3 separate regions of the Homo sapiens genome follow, and all the other regions are linked to region 1. The links are chromatin loops, found by intact Hi-C in ENCODE. Cell type or tissue: mammary epithelial cell. All regions are shown on one strand.

Region 1 (4,000 bases):
CCTACTTCAGTGGCTGGCACCTCAATGGTAGCAGCTTTCCTCCTGCATCCAGTTGGAGTTAGTGTCTGTAAGATCCTTAAAGACCTGGGCAACCCCTGTGGCACCCAGCACAGAGCTTGGCGCATGGCTGAGGCTAAGTGAGCCCTGAGTGAACAAATGGGGCCACCTGTCTCTGGTCTCATAGCCCTCCTCACTGCCAGGGTCCAACAGGACCCACCAGCCTCCTACACTCTTTGCTTTCTCCACAGGCAATGGAGAAGCTGCAGTTCCTTTACCTGTCAGACAACCTGCTGGATTCTATCCCGGGGCCTTTGCCCCTGAGCCTGCGCTCTGTACACCTGCAGGTAAGGAGCACCACCCAGAGCAAGGGTGATAAACAGCGTGGAGGATGGAAGTTAGATACCAGGAGCAGGTCGTGGCAGAGAGAGGCATGAGGCTTAGGCAGCTGTGGGGTCTCCTTGATTGGAGGGTTTATTGGAGACAAGGATTGGGAGGTCTTGTCTAAATAGTTGTCCATGACCCCAGTTTGATTTTCTCCATTTTTTCTTTTTAAAACACTTTCTCTCCCTCCACCATTTTATTTTATCTCACCCAACTGCTTTTCCTTCTCTCTTTTTCCTACCCTCTGTCTCTTTCCTTCCCTTCAGTCCTTCCCTCCTTCCTCTCTCCCCTTCTCTTCCTCTTCATCTGTGCCCTCTCTCTCCATCCATCCCCCCTGGGGCTCCTCTTCTCACCCTTGTTGTGTGGCTTTGGCCCTAGATGCTTCAGTTTCTCCAGTTGCACCAGAGCAGGCAGAGCTGGTAGGGACAGCTGATGTGAGCCTTTGGTGCTGCTTAAGGGGCAGAGCCTCTTGGTGAGGCTCAGCTGGTATGTGTTCTTCCCAGAATAACCTGATAGAGACCATGCAGAGAGACGTCTTCTGTGACCCCGAGGAGCACAAACACACCCGCAGGCAGCTGGAAGACATCCGCCTGGATGGCAACCCCATCAACCTCAGCCTCTTCCCCAGCGCCTACTTCTGCCTGCCTCGGCTCCCCATCGGCCGCTTCACGTAGCTCGGAGCCCTTCCACTCCTCCCAGGTAAGAACCCTCCAAGGACCATGCAGGCATGGGCCTCCAGCCATAAAGCCCAATTCCTTATCTTTAAACGGTGATCTTTAGCCCAGGCATTAATCAACCTCTCGATCCCTTGCAAATATCACACACATGCACACGCATGCATACACACACACACTCATGTACTGAAATGTTTTTCAGTAGCCAAATTTGCATTTCTCCATCTTCTTTCCTTGACACTTATGGCTCCTGGCTCAGAAAATAGCAGTGTCTGCAGTGGAGCTCTTTTCCATATTCCCCATCTCTTGCACCCACACAGAATGCCAAGAAAGCTGTGGGAGAGGAAGAGGGGGAGGAGGAAGAGAAGGAAGAAGTGGGGAAGAGGAGAGCAGTGATGTGCTGGAGCCAGCTCTTACTACTTGCAGGAACCGATTACTAAATTTTCCAGAATTTTGCAAGTCAGTTGTTAAACACAGCCATTATGAAAAATTAAATTATATAAACTCACAATTAAATATATTATATTGAAAACAAATGTAATAATTATTCAAAAATCATCATTTTCAATTAGTTTACTATATTTCACTATTAATCGTGCCCTTGAAGTTATTTCTGTCCATGGTGTCTGTATGGGGGAAACTCTAGATAATGGTGTGCTACTGGGCATCTCTTCCAGCTCCTCATTCAGTGACATCATATCGGTGGTTTAAAATGGGCCATGGTAGGGGTATTTACACTACAGAAATTGGTAAACACTACAAATTGGGATTTCCTTTTTTGAGAGCTGACTGTAAAATGTTTGCCTGCATACCACTGAGGAGAAAGAATAGCTACTTAAACCAGCTCCCCCTACCTGCACACCATCCTACTGGGGCTGAGGTAGGTAAGATTTCTATAGGGCATTCCTTCATTTCCTGCTCTTCTGAGGCCAGGGCCTCCTGTTAGATTTGGAGGGAGCCATTCATAAGGATGGAGAACTGACACGAATCTTCACCCAGATGCGCTTCTTGTAGCACTTACCTACTCCCTGGCTCGCTGGCCAGTCTCTTGAGCGTGGTTGGCTCAGCCAGCTGGGCTGGTTCCTGGCTACTGGGGTTTCCATCCTTCCCATTCGCTCCTACATGTTCGACCACCAGAGGGCAGCCTTGTGCAAAGATAAATAAAAATAGCAATTACTCACCTTCTGCCTTTTGGATCCTGGGCAGGGGCTACTATGCTGGAAGGATGGGAGGAAGGGCAACTATCATGTAGCCAGTGATTTGTTCCTTGAGTTAGAAGGGAGAGGAGGAGATGCCACCCTTCTCCTGACCGTTATAAGGAGGCTTTGGGCAAGGGGTATGTGATGGACGGGCTCTTGGCCTCAGGCCTCATGCTAAGGCATGAGAGAGGGATGAGGCAGGGAATTCACTTACTCACGCAGGAGGATCTTATGGAGCACCCACTGCTACGTGGTGATAAGATGGTACGCAACAGAAACATATTCCTTTTCCTCAGAGAGCTTAGAATTTAGTGCAAAAGACAGGTGTGAAACAAATAAGCACACCAATAACCATGCTATTCAACTCATAAAAGTGCTGTAAAGGGTATGTAGAGAATGCTATGAATGCTTACAAGAGGAGGACCCAACTTAGGGGTCCAGAAGATCTTGCACAACTGATGTTTAAGCTGAAACCCAAAGGAGTGGGAGTTAGCCAGGCAATGAGTTGCCAAGGCAACTATTCAAGGTCCCTGGTGGTCCCCGAGTCTGGAGGGACAGGTGTTTCTTGTGGGCCACGTGGAAAGGAATCCATGTATCTGCCTCCCCCCACCTCACTGTGCACTTGGATCCTCACGGCGGTCCTGTAAACAGCCAAGTCAGAAATTATTATTCACATTCTTCAGATGGAGAGATGGAGAACTAGAGACCAATCACTGACCCCAGTTCACACGGGTGACTCAGGGTTGGACCAGGACTCAACACACAGGCTACAGACTGGCAGTGGGAAGTCTTGAAGGTGGTGGGAGGTGACTTCATGCCGTCATGGTACCTACCCTCACTCCCAGGGAATCTAGGATTCCAGCGCACCTGGCCCCAGGGAAGGACGGGGAAGGCAGTGAGCCAAGGGCCCCTTGACTTTCAGAGCAGCAGAGCTGTCACTGGCCCTTCCTCTCCTTTGCCTCCTCTTTCTGTCTTCCAAGAGTTTGTTACAGCGGAATCTCTCTCTCTGTGTGTGTCTCTCTCTCTCTCAGAGTGTGTGTGTGTGTGTGTGTTTTCTGTCTCTCTCTCCCTTTCTCTGTTTCATCCACCAATCCTATCCCCTTCCATATCCAATATCCCGTTCCATATCCTGCTTTATTGGATTATGACAAGGCCTAGGCATGCAACAGCTGAAAGCCTAAAGTTCTCCAAATGCAAGAGATCCTGGATTGAGGAATCCAATTTTCTTTTTTCTTTTTTTTTTTTTTTTGAGATGGAGTTTCACTCTTGTTGCCCAGGGGGGAGTGCAATGGCGTGATCTTGGCTCACCACAACCTCTGCCTCCCGGATTCAAGCAATTCTCCTGCCTCAGCCTCCTGAGTAGCTGGGATTACAGGCATGCGCCACCACACCTGGCTAATTTTGTACTTTAAGTAGAGACAGGGTTTCTCCATGTTGGTCAGGCTGGTCTCGAACTCCTGACCTCGGGTGATCTGCCCGCCTCGGCCTCCCGAAGTGTTGGAATTACAGGTGTGAGCCACCACTCCTGGCCGAGGAATCCAATTTTTTCAAAAATCTAATTAAAAAAAAAAAAGGTTTTCCAGAACTGGGGCTTTTGGGTACTGGAAGCCACATCATTCCCACATGCCTCTCGGTTACTCTTTGCTGAATACAGAAAGTCACCTGGCTCCTGCTCTATTGTGGGACAGGAGATCTAACAATCCCTGGACTCCTGGAGTTTGCCAGACCTATAATAGAAGCTTTTCT
Region 2 (4,000 bases), 140 kb before region 1:
GACTAAAGATGCCCCAGGGTTTGCTCCCTACCATTTGGGCTGCACTGGATAGGGTCAAGGGACCACAGCTGGAGTCAGACTTCTACAGGGTCCCTTGGATCAATGGCTCCCAAACTTGAATCTACCCAGGACCACCCAGGGCAACAGGTTCTCAGACTGGAATTGCATCAGAATCACCTGAGGAGTTGTTAGTGCATTTCTAATAAGTTCTCAGGTGTGGCTGCTGCTGGGGTTCACACTTTAAGGACTACTGATCCAGGGAGTTATAAACACAGAGTCTCAGGCCCTTATCCAGGAGATTCTTGGTTTGAACTGGATGGAGCCTAGGAATCTATATGTTACCAAGCTTGCAGGTGATTCTGAAACACAAGGTTTAAGAAACCAGTGCCTTTGATCTGCATTAAGTCAGTGTGTCCCAAACATACATTCAGGGGGTGGGCTTTGGGCCCATTTAGGGCAAGGGTAGTTATGTATATATAGACATCTCTGTACTTAGCAGCAAGCAGCAGGAAAGAAGTGTGAAATGAGAGTTTATTGCTGAGTGAAAACTGGGATTGCCCCTAAGGTAGATGGAGCTTATGTGCTTTGCTTTTTTAGTAGGTGAGAAATCAGATGTAGCTGGGGGTTCTGGTTACACTCTGGGACTTTGCTCAGCCTATCAGGGGATTATTTCCCCAACTTTGGACCATAAGTCAAATAAGAGTCCTGTACATTCTTCGCTCCTCAAAATTTCCCTCTTCCTAAAATGGATAGAGTAATGCAAGTCTTTGAGATTAGAAGGAAAAATGAATTTAAGTCATAATTAGCATCTTTGAGCTTCTTGCCATATTTGGGGCATAGCCTGGTGAAATGGGGCAAGGCGCGGGGGTGGGGGCGGGGAAAATGAGGGCAGTCCTTGCTAGAGGTCCCAGCTGCAGGGCCTGGGAGGGGTCCAAATGGAAAAAGCAGAGATGGCAAATAGGATTCAGTTCCCATGCTGGGTGTAATGGTTTGGTAGTGGCTGTCTGGAGCTCTGTGTCAAGGGGGATTTTAAGTCTTGCTTTAGCGGAAAAAAAACAGGAAAGAGTGATGTGATCGATTAAGAATGGCTACCATGGATATCTAATTGGGATCTTCTGTCCCTGGGCAAGAGCAGGAGGGCCAGGAGAAGAAACAGCTTCCAGAAACGGGTTCAATGGATGGAGCCTTCACTATAAGGCTGGTGGAGAAGTCTAGGTCCTCATGGGATAAGGAACTGGGGCTCAAGAGCAAAACAGAAAAAAGCCAGTTATCAGGCCTGGGGCTTGAAGTCAGAGGGGCATGAACAGCTAGGGGATGTGACGCACAGTCCCAGAGCACTGGGCTTGAGCACCTTCAATCCCACCTGCACAGGACCAGGATGGGGATGCATGGACTGTGCTGTGGCCCCGGTCACCTGGAATGGTGACCCGGCAAGGCTGCCTGCTGTGGCAGCCTATTCTGACTCATTCTGGAAAGAACACAGATTGGGTTCCTTGGGGCTCCAGAGTCCTGTTGGCAATGCTGACCTCTCCACCCTAACCTCTTCTATCCAGCCTCTGCTGAGGGACTGGCCAGGCCTGGACAAGTCATTTGGGAAGTGTCTGCAATCAGAAGAAAAAGAAAATAGCAAGGACCTGGGAGATCCATTAACTTTTCCACCCTGTGTCCTGACACCTGATTTTCCACTAGGGAAATTCATAGGATGCCTCTGCCTCCTTGACCTCTGTGGCCCTGGCTGGGCCTCCTGACTTTGTTGCTTCATCTCATCCTTCAGAAGATGACCTTGCATCAACTCAGGCAAAGCTTAACACCCAGGATTTCCCACCCCACCCTCCAACATCCTGTCCCTTGTGCAATCCCAGTTTCTGCTACAAGCCTGTGCACATTCCTATCTGAGGACAGAAGAGGTCGTGATGGGCTCACAATTAAGTTTCTGGAGCACCAGAGTGGAGCCAATTAGTACGCAAGGCCTAAACAAATCTTGTGCAGCAGGCTGGGGTTGACGATCTGGTCTTAGGGTTTTTGGGCTCTCAGCAGAACTGGCTAAGGAGAGGAAGCGATAAGGAGGCAGCTCCTTCCACCCTCCCACTCCCCTCAAATAACAGGACTACGGAAAGCAGCCTTTGACTGGTGCCCAAGACATACAAATCAACCCCCTAGCAGCATTTCATCTTCCCAGGTTGGCTGTCAGAGAAGCCTCTTATTTCTTCCCCAGGGTCCCAGGGCCTTTGTCATTTTTCCTCTCCTGCTCACTGTGCAACCACCATTCTATCCCAGTACCAGCGAGAAGTGTTCTTTCCAGGTCCTTCTCCCTGGCTCCTCCACCTTCCAAACCACGAGTACACAGGGTCCATTTAATGATGTCTCTATGTAGAAATAGACAAGAGAATAGGGAGTGTCCTCAGAGAACTTATAAACCCTTTGTACCAGGAGGAAAAGAGGAAGCAGGGCAGTGACTGACCTACAGTGACATGGGAGGCCAGTGATGCCTCCAGGTCTCACTCTTCTTGGGGGTACATCTGTTCCTCCTAACAAGATTGTACATTCTTTGTGAGCAGGAACTATGTCCACACATCTTCAAAGATCCATAAGGTCTTGCAGCGTCTGGCACATAGTATGTGCTCAATAAATGTTTCGTTCCCTCATTCATTTTTTCCCACAAGATTTATTGAGTGCCTCTTATGTGCCAAGCATGGGGACTACAATGATAAACAGGGCTGTGGAGCCCTGATTTCAAGGAACAATGACTAGAGGAAGATGTGAACACCTATAATTGCAAAAGAAGATAAAAAGTCATGATAGACTCTGTTAGGGTGGAGAGTTATCTAAGGCTTCCCAGGGAGACTTGAAGGGTCAGTAGGACCTTGTCAGGTGTTAATGAAGAGAAATAATTATGGCAGACAAAGGGAACAGACTTTGCCATTCCTGGGAAGCATGGAGGCACCCGCGGGATGTTATTACTTAAGTGACCAGACTGAAATGCAAATGATAGAGGCCTTTCTTTCTCATAATCTCTTCTCTGAAACCCTTCATTATCCTCCTCTTAGTGTGGAGGGGATTGGTGGTAGGTGGGAAAGAAGGAGCTCAGCTATCTTATCCTCCTCTCAGTTCTTCTTTAGACCACCTCTCCCCTTTCAACTCTCACACCTAATAAGAGAGGCGAAAGGGTGACAGCATGGCATAATGGTTAAGAGCAGAGACTTTGGAGTAAGACTTTCTGAGATCAAATTAGGCTTTGCTACTTACTAGCTATGTGATCTTAGAACACCCTCTCTGTGCCTCTGTTTCCTATTCTATATAATGAAGACAGCAGCAGAACCTACTTCGTAAGGTTACCGTGAGAAGGAAATAAGCCGTGTACAGCACACAGGAATAGCACCTGCACATCAGAAATGGTTAGTAAGTGCTAGCAATCTTTACTAATCCCATTTCAATTGCTAATGTTACAGAATTACGATACCTTGGGTTCTCTCCGGAGCATCTCTTATTTCAGACTCTGTAGAACTGGCTCCTGAAGCCAGTAGTTCTCAAACTTTGGTGTGCATCTGGATTCCCTGTGGTGCCACTGAGGCAGCCAAGGAGACTCTGCCTCTGGAGATTCGCATTCAGTGGTTCTGCATAGGGGCCCAGGAGTCTGTAATTTTAACGGTCTCTCCAGGTCTTTCTCATTAACACCAAGGACTGCAGTGTTGGGCCATTTGTTTCCCTTTCAGATTTAGGGACTTGAAGATCTTGCCCTATCTCTCCTGTCCCTCAGGGCTGGATTAACTGAAGGACTTTGTTACCTTAGAGAAGCACACCTGGGAGAGGGATGTGAATGTATTTGCATCTTGTTAGCCATCAGGAAGGGACGTGGACAATCTGGTATAATGGAGAAGGGGTCAGTGCCAATGATGAAGATCCCCATAGGGGTGTGAGTAGGTGGGCAGGCACAAATGCCCACATGTGCTTGACACCGCAACTCAGCTTCCAGCGCTCTAGCTACAGTGGAACTGAGGGA
Region 3 (4,000 bases), 270 kb after region 1:
GCAGCAGATCCCAGTGGAAGCCAGCAGCAGGCTGAGAAAGATGTGCCATCCTCAAACATAGGTCATGTCGAGGACAAGACAGATGATCCCGGGACCCATGTCCAATGTGTCAAAAGGACATTCCTTGCTTCAGGGGATTATGCAGACTTTCAGCCATTCACACAGAGTGAGGACAGTCAGATGAAACATAGAGAAGAGATGTCAAATGAGGACTCCAGTGACTATGAAAATGTGCTAACTGCCAAGTTAGGAGGCAGGGACTCTGAGCAGGGGCCTGGCACTCAGCTCCTTCCTGATGAATGAAGACCCAGGTACCCAGCCATAAAGCCACATTGAGTAGTCTATCCCATAGGATTGACTACTGCAGAGTCTAGTGCAGACCCGTGATCACCTTAGTGCTTCAGTGGATTCACTGGTTAGATTAAAAAGAGGCTGAGATGAGCAGTGAACTAAGAGGCCACACAAAAGCAGAGGTTTGGGAATTCCAGAAGGGAATTCTTCTCAAGCAGAGTGTGGTTATCTCCTGTACCAGCCTAAGAATGTTTGCTGAAACTGCTTCCTAGAACTGTGAAGAAAGCAGGAAAGTAGTGCACAGTAGTCTAAGATTATTACCTTCATTAATACCAACAGGCTGCAAAGCAAGAGTATAGATTATTGTATAATCCAGTCAGAGGTCAAAAGGAAGGAAGAAGTTGGAGTGGAGTGGGGTGGGCAATTTCCATTTTAAAGAGTGTAGGCAGGCCAGGTGCAGTGGCTCATGCCTGTAATCCCAGCATTTTGGTAGGCCGAGGAGGGCAGATCACTTGGTGCCAGGAGTTCTAGACCAGCCTGGCCAACATGACCCATCTTTACTAAAAATACAAAAATTAGCCAGGCGTGGTGGTGTGCCCCTGTAATCCCAGCTACTCAGGAGGCTGAAGCAGGAGAATCGCTTGAACCCGGGAGGTGGAGGTTGCAGCAAGCCGAGATTGTGCCACTGTACTCCAGCCTGGTGACAGAGCGAGACTCCCTCTCAAAAAAAAAAACAAACAAAAAAGAAGTGTGGGCAACCAAATGTAGGTAAGGATGAAGAAGAACAGGAACTCTCACTGGTGGCTGATGGGATTGCAAAGCGTCAGGGCAGCTTTGAAAAACTTTTCAGCAGTTTCTTATAAGCATAACTTATCATATGGCCCAGCCATTTCACTACTAGAAATTGACGCAAGTGAACTGAAAACTTATGTTCACACAAAAACTCGCACATGACTGTTTATAGCAGCTTCATTCATAATTACCAAAAACTAGAAATAACCCAGATATCCTTCAACAGGTGATTGGATAAGCTGTTGATATCCATTCCTTGAGTTTATCCATACTCAACAGTAAAAAATGAACTCTTGGTTCACACAATAATATAGACATATCTTAAATCCATTTTGCTAAGTGAAAGAAGCTAGGCCTAAAAGTCTACATGTTGGGCGATTCTATTTATATGACATTCTGGAAAAGGCAAAACTATAGGGATGAAGAACAGATCAGTTGTTGTCAGGTTTGAGAAAAGGAGGGAAGTTTGCTACAAAGGGGCTGCAAAGGGAATAGGCTGATGGAGCTGTTCTGTATGGTACTGTGTGGTGGATACATGACAATATCCATTTGCAAACACAAGAACTATACACATGGCCAGGCGCGGTGGCTCACACCCGTAATCCCAGCACTTTGCGGGGCCGAGGCAGGGGAACACAAGGTCAGGAGATCAAGACTGTCCTGGACAACATGGTGAAACCCTGTCTCTACTGTCTCTAACATTTGTAAACCTGTCTCTAATTTGTAATTTGTAAACCCTGTCTCTCATATTTGTAAAACTACAAAAATTAGCTTGGCATGGTGGTGTGCGCCTGTAGTCCCAGCTACTAGGAGGCTGAGGCAGGAGAATCACTTGAACCAGGAAGGCGGACTGCATTCCAGCCTGGGCAACAGAGAAAGACTCTGTCTCAAAAAAAAAAAAAAAAAAAAAAAACTGTACACTAGACAAAGGGGCTTTTATTGTATGCAAATTTTTTAAAAATGAACAGACTGTCAAGGGAACCCAGGATGGTATGCAAATTGTGGCAAATGAATCTAATTGTATTATAAATGTATGATATCAACTCACTGAAAGGGATGGGGAAAAAAGAACTGACAAAGTTGGAAAACAATGTTTTGACTTATAACTGTAGATAAGGACACAAAGAACTGTATACAAAAACTGCACTCTGGTTGGTAAATTTGTATCTCACAGAGGCATGGCTTAGCAATTCTAAAACGACTTTATATGTATATTTGGGTTAAATAAGTCAATCTATTGTAGATAAGGAGAGACAGGTTAGTGTAAGAATTGAATTGCAGGGCACCCAACTGGTGTCCAGAAAGCTGGAAAATTGGTCAGCTGTTGGGGGGAGAAAATCCACACATCTGGTGTCAGAAGTGTCGTGAGTGAAAACAGACCATCACTCCACCAAGTGGCCAGCATTTAAATTCATGCCACACAGAGGGAACCATGACAGTCTGGTACTGATGACCATGCAGGGTTAGCCAGGGCAGCAGCAAGCGCATCGAAAGGACAATCCCATAGTCAAGTAAGGAGAAGTTTGTATCATATGTGAGAATGAAGCTTAAATGGACTGAACAAAATCTTAAACATTGGCATGACAGAATTCTCATAACTAAGAGGGGATGAAAAGTTATGAGATCTAAATTAGAAGTTATGAAGACATCTGTCACCCAGTAAGGGTGGGAGGGACAACGTATCAGTTGGGGGCAGGTCCTGGAATAAACTAAGCCAGCTCTTTTTTATTTTTTGAGATGGAGCTTTGGTCTTGTCACCCAGGCTGGAGTGCAATGGCATGATCTTGGCTCACTGCAACCTCCACCTCCCAAGTTCAAGCAATTCTCCTGCCTTCGCCTCCCAAGTAGCTGAGATTACAGGCGCCTGCTACCATGGTAATTTTGTATTTTTAGTAGAGATGGGGTTTCACCATGTTGGTTAGGCTGGTCTCGAACTTCTGACCTCAGGTGATCCACCTGCTGTGGCCTCCCAAAGTGCTGGAATTACAGGCGTGAGCCACCACACTGGGCCTTAAGGCAGCTCTTGCTTGTTTACACACCAACAAGCTGGATACCTCAATCAGCCAGTCACACTTACATACTCTCCCAAATCAAGAATGATTAATGCACTGTAGATTGTCTCATATTTAGATACGTAACTTTTCTGTTTATTTCTTGTTTTAAGAAATTTTTGCAAATGAATCAATGAAAAATTTTTTATTGAATGTTAATTTTTTTCTTTCCATTTATGGTTTTGTTTTCTCACATTAGTTGCCAGGAAATGTTGACTAATTGTCTTATCTCATACACTCGATGATGCTAAATATGAGGAAATTTTTTCAAGATTAGGATAGGATGAAAAAGTAGATATAAAGATAACCAAGGCCAGGTACAGTGGCTCACGCCTATAATCCCAGCTCTGTGGGAGGCCACGGCAGGCAGATGACTTCAGCCCAGGGGTTCAAGACCAGCCTGGGCAACATGGTAAAACCCATCTCTACAAAAAATACAAAAATTAGCTAGACATGGTGGTGCCTGCCTGTAGTTCCAGCTACTCGGGAGGCTGAGGTGGGAGGATCACTTGAGCCCAAGAGGTTGAGGCTGCAGTGAGCCATATTCTTGCCTCTGCATTCCAGCCTGGGTGATAGCAAGACTCTGCCTCAAACAAACAAAGATAACTAACCCATTTTGATTCCTTAATTAGTTAAATAAAATGAATTAATTACCCAAACCTACATTATATTGATTGTGTCTTCATTCAGGATACTGTTTAGTACAAAATACAGAGGTTTGCTAAGTTCCCTCCTTCCCTCTAGAAGCACCCACCCTCTAATGGTGAATGGAAGATGAGGTCTTGCTGTCCCTCTGGCATCTGTTCTCCTTCAGCACCCCCTTACTATGACAGGCTTTATCGTCAATTCTGGGTTTCCTGTGGGCT

The links. Peaks named below come from ENCODE experiments on the same cell type or tissue, not always from the same donor. Only the 100,000 strongest peaks of a DNase experiment are listed, where the experiment ranks them.
Region 2: it touches region 1 in a loop (8-fold over the local background); 2 of 110 quality-filtered maps call a loop at or near these places.
Region 3: a loop joins it to region 1, with 30 times the contacts of the local background. A loop is called at or near these places in 17 of 110 quality-filtered maps.

The regions. Positions count from the first base shown.
Region 1 is chr1:203,502,666-203,506,665 of GRCh38, forward strand. OPTC (opticin) reads left to right here. Exons shown (of 8, transcript NM_014359.4): 6 at 249-344; 7 at 885-1,080. The coding sequence ends at 1,055. LOC105371688 (a long non-coding RNA gene) reads right to left here. Exons shown (of 5, transcript XR_007066807.1): 4 at 2,077-4,000; 5 at 1,007-1,388. Among named protein-coding and RNA genes, the nearest start is that of OPTC, 11 kb to the left of the region's middle. RefSeq lists a silencer at 2,043-2,218. In mammary epithelial cell, a CTCF peak has its summit at 2,179 (motif pointing right); a DNase peak (open chromatin) is centred at 2,186.
Region 2 is chr1:203,367,409-203,371,408 of GRCh38, forward strand. No RefSeq gene overlaps it. Among named protein-coding and RNA genes, the nearest start is that of FMOD, 18 kb to the left of the region's middle. In mammary epithelial cell, a CTCF peak has its summit at 1,903; a DNase peak (open chromatin) is centred at 1,873.
Region 3 is chr1:203,774,379-203,778,378 of GRCh38, forward strand. LAX1 (lymphocyte transmembrane adaptor 1) reads left to right here. Exons shown (of 5, transcript NM_017773.4): 5 at 1-1,994. The coding sequence ends at 303. Among named protein-coding and RNA genes, the nearest start is that of LAX1, 11 kb to the left of the region's middle. In mammary epithelial cell, a CTCF peak has its summit at 2,461; no DNase peak of the experiment used is centred here.